Linked DNA regions of Homo sapiens: region 2 is linked to region 1. Evidence: chromatin loops called from intact Hi-C (ENCODE). Cell type or tissue: Caco-2. All regions are shown on one strand. Links, peaks and the distances in the headings refer to the core of each region. The heading gives the core; the rest is flanking DNA. Region 1 has its middle 400 kb from the start of IPMK. Region 2 has its middle 290 kb from the start of IPMK.

Region 1 (5,394 bases), core at 182-5,181:
ACTCAGACTGAATCTGCACACAACACTAGTCAAGGATTCGCTCTATCACTTCCTCATGGGGAACTTCTATTAAGAAAAATACAGATTTCAGAGCCTTACATCTAAAGCTTGTAGATCTTGGAACTTGTAATCTATATTTTTAAACATGATTTTCTGGAGATTCTGATGAACATCCAGGCTTGGGAAGTAGTTCCTAGACAATTCATAAGGTGTAGAAAAAGCTGCTAATGGCTGGTAACAGGGTGATGAGAGAATGAGGAGATGACCACATAAGATTCAGACTTCCCAAAGAGACTGACCTTCTATTTCCTGAGTAAAGGTTCAATAAGGGAAACTTTGCAAAATGCAATGAAGCAAAACAGACTCTCCATGGTTGCATTGTGGTTTTGCCTTGCTTAATTGGAAACTGCAGTATTTGTCTGGAAATGCTTGCTGATTAAGTCAGTATTTACTTTGTGGTGTACGATTTGAATGAAACTAAAACAGGTAGATTTAAGAAATGTTAACAATATTCATAAACCAATTCTCTGATTTCTCATGAGTTGATTTCATTAAAATACAAAAAAAATTTGTCAAATACTCTTTCATTGACAAAAAAATTAGCTTTAAAAAAGAATAATAGCCCTATTCATAAATTTTCATCTATTTGAACTCCTTTACATAATTAATATTTAGCAGGAACAATTGTATGTCATTACACATATTGGTAAGCTAAATGCAATTATGAGAGCACGTCACATTTGGGATAAAAAATGATAAGACTGACATACCTTCTGACCTCAATCTCCATGGAAAATAATTCAAGTAAGATAAATTAGACTTAGAGAAATATAGGAACAAGATTCTTGTTAAAGAACAAGTCTTGTTATAAATGCCGCTTGAGTGGAGTAAAGTCTGTTTTAAAATCCTTGAATATAATTGACTGTATGTCTTTTTGGAATGAAGGCTAAAATATCCTTAACATCAGGAAATGGATTTTAAACAGGTTAAATGATTTTATCTGTAATTTAGGAACTTTACCTTTTTGCACTTTTAGCTTTAAATCTCATCCTCCACAGTCTGAGAAGTTCTTTAAATTATGAAAGTTGGTTTATAGATGTATTTTCACAGAACCACTGAGTCCTGGAAATTGTTAAAGGATTATGCCAGATTAATTTTTGATTTTGCTACAGACAATCAAATGCTCAACATCTATGGAGCATATAACATCCTGGTATTCTGAAGTACAGGAGAGATAGAAAATCTTACAACCTGAGGTAGTACTGGTTGTCTTTTCTACTTCTCACATCACCTCTTTCTAGTATGCCTTTTATAGGCTGACTGCAGCCTCTACTTCAATACCTCCTAAAATAGGAAACTCACTATCTCACGATGCTGTCAATTCATTTGCTGGAGGACCTCAGTGAAACAAAAGATCTTCCTTATATAGAGTATTTCTTTAAATTCCACAAATTTACCCTACTTAAGTTACATGGAATACCACAGGAAGCCTACATTTCTGCATTTTACTCCATTAATATCTGAAAAAGCGTCATGTTTCCCATGAATTCTCTATTCCCATGTCTGCAAATTTCCTGGTGCTTTTCCTTATTTTTTCATGGAGACTTTTCTTCTCACCTACAGCGTACGATTGCAATGTCCCATGGCAAGGGCCCTAGTCATCTGGCACCTGCTTACTTTCTTTAGTTTTATTTCTTATCATTCTCTGATACTGCTCAATGTGCCAACCATGCTGAGATACCCACAGTTTGCCAGATGAAATGTGCTGTTTCACAGTGGCATATTCTGAGATGTACTTTTTCCTATGACTTAAGAATTTTCCTTCCCAGTGAACCCCTATCATCTTTTAGGATTCACTCCATTGTCACCTGCTCTAGAAGCCCCACTTGACGCCTCCAGGGGAGGAGAGTTTCTCCCATCTTCTATCTTACCATTTGAAGATACCACTGCTCAAAGTATATTCTCATGTCTCTCTTCTTCCCAAGATTGTAAACCTGTTGAAAACAGTGACCATGCCTTTGTTATTGCTCTGAGTATTCCTAAGTTGCACACAGTGGGTGTACAACAAATGTCTGCTGAATTCATGGACTGATATCCCTGATCCCAAATGATATAACTGCTCTGAACCCATAGATCCCCTGGTAATAATTACAATGTACCGTGCTTATGGGCACAAATATAATCAAATACATATGATTTCTTTTTAAGTGTCAGTTTCTTTCTTTGTCCCTAAAAGGCCATAGGTGTCAGAGTTGAGGTATTTGTGCTATATGAGTCACCAGCCTTATCTCTTTTAACCCACAAATTCAAGCTTAATCCTTATAACTTATCACTGTTTTGGCACCCTCAACACTACTTTTTTTGTTCCCTTCTTGACTTTCTGGTTCTCAGCCTTTCACATATTTCTCACCTGCATTTACATTCTCTTTACTGATGCCAGGTGTTAGAACTTCTCTCCCCTGGTTCTAACTCTGACCTGATTAGTTCTGTCTCCTGATGCTGTCTGTGTTTCAGCATGAGGTTTTCCTGTCTTGCTCTATTGATATTAGTGCACCAGAGTCAGGTGTTAGGCATAAAAAGAGTCAGCACATAGAGTGAATTTAAGCAATAAGCTGGGAAAGGGATAGCTGGAAACTAGTACCCAAGGGAGAAGAATGATTCTGGAATAGATAATCTGCCTGAAAGGTGGGGACAAGTATACTAGACAAAGCCAGGTAGGCAGGTCAGCATCAGGACATATATGAGTCATGAAGATCAGAGCCTCCAGCAGGGAGAAAACGCAGGAGAGAAAATGCAATGGGATCTAGAATAGTATAAATGCCAGAAGGTTACAACACAGTTGGTCAAAGTCCATGTAAATGACTATTTATTGGCTCTTTTCTACATATGGGGCAGGTGCTGTGTTTGCTGCACATTGGGGAATGAATAAGGGAGTCACAACCCTGCACTGGGGTTGCTTACAGCTGAGTTGAGGGAAGCTTACCAAATACACAATTAAATCCCCTTGTGATGGTGGAATTACAGGATGCTATGGGAACATGTAGCAGCGACAGCCAGGCTGCTGCTTCCACCCTGTTTAAATGCTCTGGCGAGACATTTCAGGGGTGCTTCTTTCTCAATATTCTCAAATCTCAGGCTTGCTTTCCCTCCTCTGTGACTACCTTGAGAATCCCCCAATCCTGGGTCCCAACAATTCCTCTTTATGCATTTCAGTCTCAGACTACAGTGTCAGACCAAGTAACAACACTGCTTTTCTCTCCTTGGCTTACTGATTCTCTTATTTATTTCACGTTCACTCTCTAATGCATTACCTGAGTGGCTGCTCCAGTCCTGTCCCTTCCAATCAACCTCAAATCTTTTCATCCTCAGTGCATGACCTTGTCTCTGATTTTCCTGAGCAGATTGAGGTCATCGAATGAGAATTCCATCCCTCCACCCCTTGCTACCTGCTGAAATCCATCTCTACTGCCTCTTATTATTCCTGCACTTTTACTTTTCCCTATTTCTTTCCTCCAGACTTTGAGAAAAAGGCAACCTTCTTCTTTTTATAGTGCTGACCTTTTCACTTGTGATTTCAACCCGATCCCCTCCTTCTTTCTCCAAAATTTTTCTGGAAAAAGAGTTTTCTCTTTTTTTCTGGCATCTTCAGTTGTTCTCTTCCTATTCTCTTTTTTTTTCCAGGTACCAGAATGCATGCACACATGCTAGACTTATCCTAAGAAAAAGTCTCTCTCTTTTTATTGACCACTTTCTTACTCTCATTACCAAACCCATGTACAAGTATAAGTGTCCCATGTTTAGTTGACAACATGTTGGTAACTTAAGAAAGGGGCATCAAATTGGTGTATCCCTAGTGCTTCTATTTCTTCCCAGATTTCTTTTTATTTTCCTTCTGTTCAGATTATTATCATCCATTTTTAACTTCTTTTTTTTTTTGTAAGGTTAGTAGCACAATATAACACCTCCATCTATTTGGGCTTGCTGCAATTATCAAATAAATACTTTATCCTTTAAAAGAGCTACATGCCTGGCAAAATGTAATCACACATTGAATGTAAGTTAGAATTTTTAAGGCATCTTTTTTATATCCTACGTGTTTCCCAGTGTCCAAATTGTCAAATTTCTGTTTAAATCGAATTGCTAATATTTTGATTTGAACATGATTAGCTGCCAGGTATGGAGGTGGTCAATTAGAATAAGCCAAGCTGAAACTAACAATTAAGTCTTTCTTTATGTATTATGACAGCACAGCAAGAGGCAAAAAAGCGAGGCAATGGTTCACCAGTATTTTATTTTCCCCCAAAAGACAGCACCGGATGAGGCTTTAATGGACACATGATAGACAGGGGAGAATTATCTCACTGCTGAGGAGCCCTGGCAAAAGGCTCCTGCATTTTTTTTAATTCCAGCATTATTGAGGTATAATTCACAAATAAAAATTGTACATATTTAAGGTGTACAACTTGATATTTTGATATATGTATACATTGTAAAATAATTGCCACAATCAAGCTAATCAGAATGTGCATCACCTCACAGTTACCATTTTTTGTGTTGCTAAAAGAAAAACTTCAGCCAAATTAAATTTAAAAGAGTTTAATTGAGCAATGAACAATTTACACATTCGGCACTCTTCCCAGCCAGTATTTTTGGAGACTTCAGCGCAGCCACGTGTAGGAAGAAGATTTATGGACAGAAAAAGGAAAGTGATGTACAGAAAATGGAAGCGAGGTACAGAAACAGCTGGATTGGTTACAGCTCAGTGTTTACCTTATTTGAACAGGGTTCCAACTGTTAGCTACATTTGATTGGCCAAAACTTAGTGATTGGCGGAAGCACAGGCCATGGTCTGGTTACACCTCCACTTGTTACAGTTCACGATGTACAGAGAAACCTTTAAGCCAGACTTAAAATATGTAAGGAGACAGCTTTAGGCTAAACTTGTTTTAGCAGTGTGTATGTGGTGAGAACACTTACAATCTACCCTCTTAGCAAATTTCAAGTATATACTATAGTACTGTAAACTAATCACATTACTATACATTAGATCTCCAGAAATTATTCATCTTGCCTAACTGAAATTTTCTACCCTTTGGCCAGTTTCACCCTGTTTCTTCTTTCCCTAGCACCTGGCAACCATCATTCTATTGTCTGCTACTATGAGTTTCCAACAGGTGTATGAAAATGTGCTCAGCATTGCTAATCATCAGGGAAATGTAAGTCAAAACCACCATGATATATAACCTCATATGTGCTAGGATGGCTATTATCAAAAAAAAACAAAAGATAACTTGGTGAGGATGTGGAGAAAAGAGAACCCTTGTACACTGTTGGTGTGAATGTAAAATGGTACAGCCATTATGGACAGCAGCATGGAGGTTTTTCAAAAAATTA
Region 2 (5,394 bases), core at 257-5,256, 110 kb before region 1:
ATTGGAAAGTTTACTCGATAAGGTTCCTACTCTACTTTGGGATTTTGAATGGATAATTCTGCTGAAACATAATCAGTTAAATGAGTTTTAATTGGGCAGTGCTACTCATATTTCTCACAAGTCTGATGCTGCTGGCCACTCAGTGCAGAAATCACATGCCAAATGTAGAAAGCCAGAAATATTTAAGTTTTGGCTTCCCTCCTTTGTCATAGAACCCCCTTTCTAGGGTCAAAATACCCATTTCAAGTGCTTTGAAAGGAGCTTTGAAAGATTTAAATGGTGTTGCAACAGGGAGAAGACTAGCCCAGTCTGGGTCAACAGCTGTGTTTTCTGTTCTAGGAGTCTCTCTCGACCAGACTTACCTTTGTTGTTGTTTTATTGTTTTCTGATATAAAGCCTTGGTCTTGGCTTTGGCCCATCAGTGACTGGAAATCTGATGATGGAGAAGGTACACAGGATCTTTGCCACCTGCCGGGCAGATGATGCTAAGAACCACGTGGCTGCCATTACTGTAGGGCCTGATTTGTGTTTTAAAAGAATCAGTCTGGCTGTTGTATCAAGAATAGACCCAGGAGACCTGGTAGAAGCCAGTTATAAGCTTTTTGCAATATTCCAGTATGAGATTATGATAGTTTGCATCAAAGATATCTCAGTGCAGATATTTAGAATTGCTCAGATTCTAGCTGAATCTTAAAGGAAGAACCAACAATATTTGCTGAGAGTTTGGATATAAGATGTGAGAGAGAGGGAGGAGTCAAAAGATGACTCTAGATGTATTAGTTATCTATCATTGAGTAACGAAGTATTTCAAAACTTAGAGGCTTAAAACAATAGCATTGATTTCTCATAGTTTCAATGAGTGTTGCTGGATGTTGCTTTAATGGGTGCTCTGGTTCTGGGTCTCTCTCAAGGCTGTAGTCATCTCATGGGTCAACTGGGAAGGATCTGCTTCCTGGCTCACTTTCCTGGCTATTGGTCAGATTCAATTCCTCACAAGCTGTTGGCCAGAGATGACTCTTTGTGTTTCACTATGTAGGCCTCTCCATAAAGCATCTCACAGTATGGCAGTTTGCTTCATTAGAGTGAACAAGTGAAAGCGTCACAGAGTGTCAACAAAAGGGAGGCTGCTAGCAAGATGGAAGTCACAATCTTTTGTAAACTAGTCATGGAAGTGGCATCCAATTACTTTTGCTGTATTCTATTTAGCAGAAGCAAGTCACTAGGTCCAGCCCACGTTCAAGGGGAGGGGCGTACCCAAAGGCACGAATACCAGGAAAAAGAATCATTGGAAGCCACATCAGAATACCTGAGTTTTAGCCTATATCCACCATGCCAGAGTTTCAGCCTCCATAACTGGACTGTTAGAGATCATATTTACTGAGATGAGGAAGACTGCATTAGGAGCATCTTTGTGAGGGGTTGGGTTGGGTAAATTAGAATTTTTTATTTTTGATATGTTAAATTTGATATGGCTAGTAAACATCCACGTTGGTTATATGTCTGACTTTAAAGGGAGCTATTCAGGCAGGAGATAAACAGGAATCTTCTTGCACCTTGATGCATTATCATACACCAGTGACAATGATGTGAGCACACATGGTAGCATGTGTTTTACATGAGTCAGTATCATATAGCAGTTAGCAGCAGACATCCCAAAGCCCCATTGCATAGGTTCAAATTTCTGCTCTACAACTTACTATGTGTTTGACCATGAATAAGTTACTTGTTTTTGAACCTCAGTTGCTCATCCATAAGTTGGGGATAATAACAATAACTAAAACATAGAGCTGTAATGAGTTGAATGAATAAGAATGTATGAAATGATCTTAACTTTGCTTATAGTAAGTGTAGTATATTATTATTATTATTGTTGTTGCTTTTTTTTTTTAAAAAAAAGAATCACCTTTTAAACAGCATGCAATTTGAGAATACTGTTGCCATCTGGCAGCTTTGGATGGATAAAAATGTACCAGTCTTCCATAAAATGCCTTATTCATCATATGTGTCTACATGTGATCTCTGGCTATTCTTTGACTTGAAAATAATGATAAGAGAAAGCTATTTACATAAATAAAGCTATTATATCATAAAAATAAACAAATTGAAGTTTTTAAAAGGTGTTTCAGATACATTTAATGCATCTATTAAAAAATAGAATTTATTCCACCATTCAACAAACTTGTTTTATTGTCTCCTATAGCTACATTCTGCTCCTTTCATATAGGAGGTCAAAGAATAAATTAGGATCTTCCAGGTATCAGGGTTTAGAAAAGTGCTGGTAGTAAAAAGAAAAAGGTGTTAATAGTCATTTTTTTTCTTGATTCCTTCTAAGAGAAGAGTGAATCATAACACATTGGTGGTGGGTGAGAATGGCATGACTCTGTTGATAGCCCTCAGTTTTGTTTTTTTGTTTTTTTTTTTTTTTTTACGCAATTGAATGAGTGGTGGAAGACCTGCTTCTTTTTCTTCTCCCTAACTAAAGCTCAGAGAAAGCTGAAACATGTGAGAATCTGCAGTGGCATTCAAATCTTGCTCTGAGGAATGAGGACTCTGAGGATGTGTGTCTGGGGCTATTCTGTATGAGAGAGGAGTTAAGAGTGCTGGTTTTTGGTTCCACTCGCATTACTTCAACAATAACTTCTGTTTTCACATGTTTTGTACATTTGGTATCTGTGTAAATTTTGTTTAAAACATTTTCTTGGGCTGAAAAGTACTTAAAAATTATTACTTAAAAAGAAGCCTGTTCGTAAATATCTTACACCTACGATTTCTGTAAACACATTGATTAAAACATAAATGTGCCTGGGAAGGTTATGCGGACTGGGCAAGGGGGAAGTGACTCATCAAAAAGTCTTTGCTTAGGTGTTTCAGCCCAATCAGATTGCTTTCCTAAGCCCCTATTTATGATCCACATGAGAAGTGGGGAGCTTTTCAGAAAAGAGAAAAAGTGATGTAACTGTGGAACATGTGACATTAGAGGTTAGGCAAGCCCAAGGGGACTCGCACTGAGAAAAATTTCAAAAGCCAAAGGGCAGTGTGAAGGCATTACATTTTTGTGGTGTAACAGAGGGATTACAAGAAGATAGATGTTAGTAGCAGAGGTGAAAAAGAACAAACACTTAAATTATTTTAAAATCGGACTTTGTGTTGGCCATTTTCCTATTTTTTGTATGTCTAGAATGATATAGCCCCATATAAGAAAAACAGGGCTACATTTTAGGACTGGACCCAGGACTAGCTGGTAGGGCAACAGCAGAGTGCATATTTGCACAAAATGTGTACCTGTGCTTATGTGCAAATTAAAGGAAATTTTTTACAGGTCTTTGCTTTTTTGAAAATTTGTTTTTGTAAATTGACACATTATAATTGTACACGTTAATATGTGTAGAGTACTATTTGACGTTTCAGTGTATATCTATGATGTATAATGATTGAATCAGGGTAGTTACCGGATCCATTGCCTCATGCATTTATCATTTCTTTGTGGTGAGAACATCCAAAGGCCTCTCTTCTAGCTGTTTTGTAATATATGATATTTTACTATTACATACATTTTATGTGCAATAGACCACCAGAACTTATTCTTCCTAATTGTAATTTTGTACCCATTGACCAACCTCTCCCCATCCCCCTCTCCCCTCCTTAGTCTCTCATAACCACTGTTCTACTTTCTGCTTCTATACCAACTTTCTTTTTCTTTTCTTTTTTTTGAGATATGGTCTCATTCTGTCACCCAGGCTGGAGTGCAGTGGCACGATCACAGTTCACTGCAGTCTCAAACCTCCCAGGCTCAAGTGTTCCTCCTGCCTTAGCCTCCCAAGTAGCAGGGACTACAGGTGCAAGCCACCACGCCTGGCTAATTCTTTTTTTTATCCTCTTAGATTCCACATAAGATCATGTGATATTTTTCTTTGTCTGTCTGGCTTATTTCACCTAACCTGATGTCCTTCAGGTTCATCCATGTTGTCACAAATAACAGGATTTCATTCTTACTTATTTTTTTCTTTCATCCATAGGACTCTGCTTGATTGGGATTTCATTCTTTTTATGGCTGAATAATATTCCATTGTGTATATAAGCCACATTTTCTTTTTTTAATTTAAATTTTATTTTAAGTTCTGGGATACATGTACAGAATGTGCAGGTTTGTTACATAGGTAAACATGCGCCATGGTGGTTTGCTGCACCTATTAAGCCATCACTTAGGTATTAAGCCCTTATGTATCAGCTATTTGTCCTGATGCTCTCCCTCCCCTCCCCCGACCGACAGGCCCCAGTGTGTGTTTTGTTCCCTTCCCTGTGTCCATGTGTTCTCATTGTTCACCTCCCACTTATGAGTGAGAACATGCAGTGTTTGGTTTTCTGTTCCTGTGTTAGTTTGCTGAGGATGATGACTTGCAGCTTCATCCATGTCCCTGCTAAGGACATGACCTCATTCCTATTTATGGCTGCATAATATTCCACGGAGTATATGTACCACATTTTCTTTATCCAGTCTATCATTGATGGACATTTGGGTTGATTCCATGTCACATGTCTTTGCTATTGTGAATAGTGCTGCAATAAACATACATGTGTATCATCTTTATAACAGAATGATTTATATTCCTTTGGGTATATACCCAGTAATTGGATTGCTGGATCAAATGGTATTTCTGGTTCTAGATCCTTGAAAAATTCCCACTGTCTTCCACAATGATTGAACTAATTTACGTTCTCATCAACAGAGTAAAATCATTCCTCTTTCTCTGCAGCCTCGCCAGCATCTGTTGTTTCTTGACTTTTAACTAATCATCATTCTGACTGGCGTAAGATGGTATCTCATTGTGATTTTGATTTGCATTTCTCTAATGATGAGTAATGTTGAGCTTTTTTTCATGTTTGTTGGCCACATAAATGTCTTCTTTTGACAAGTTTCCGTTCATGTCCTTTGCTCACTTTTTAATGGGGTTTTGTTTTTTTCTTGTAAATTTAAGTTCCTTGAAAATTCTGGATATTATAATTTTGTCAGATGGATAGATTGCAAAAATTTTCTCCCATTCTGTAGGTTGTCCATTTGCTCTGATGACAGTTTCTTTTGCTTTACCACATTTTTAAAATTTAGTCATCTGTTAATGTACACTTAGGTTGATTCGTATCTTGGTTCTTATCAGTAGTGCTGCAATAAACATGGGAATGCAAATATCTTCTTGACATACTGATTTCATTTCCTTTGGGTATATACACTGTAGTGGGATTGCTGGATCATATGGTAGTTCTATTTTTAATTTTTTGAGCCATACTGCTTTCTGTAATGGCTGTGATGGTTTACAATCCCATTGACAGTGTATGTGTTCCCTTTTCTCCACATCCCTACCAACACTTGTTATATTTTGTTTTTTGGCTAATAGCCAT

Evidence for each region. Peaks named below come from ENCODE experiments on the same cell type or tissue, not always from the same donor. Only the 100,000 strongest peaks of a DNase experiment are listed, where the experiment ranks them.
Region 2: a loop joins it to region 1, with 9 times the contacts of the local background. A loop is called at or near these places in 1 of 110 quality-filtered maps.

Annotation. Positions count from the first base shown.
Region 1 is chr10:57,862,405-57,867,798 of GRCh38, reverse strand. No RefSeq gene overlaps it. Among named protein-coding and RNA genes, the nearest start is that of IPMK, 400 kb to the left of the region's middle. In Caco-2, for the core only: no CTCF peak of the experiment used is centred there; a DNase peak (open chromatin) is centred at 2,808.
Region 2 is chr10:57,977,232-57,982,625 of GRCh38, reverse strand. It overlaps the pseudogene MRPS35P3. Among named protein-coding and RNA genes, the nearest start is that of IPMK, 290 kb to the left of the region's middle. In Caco-2, for the core only: no CTCF peak of the experiment used is centred there; no DNase peak of the experiment used is centred there.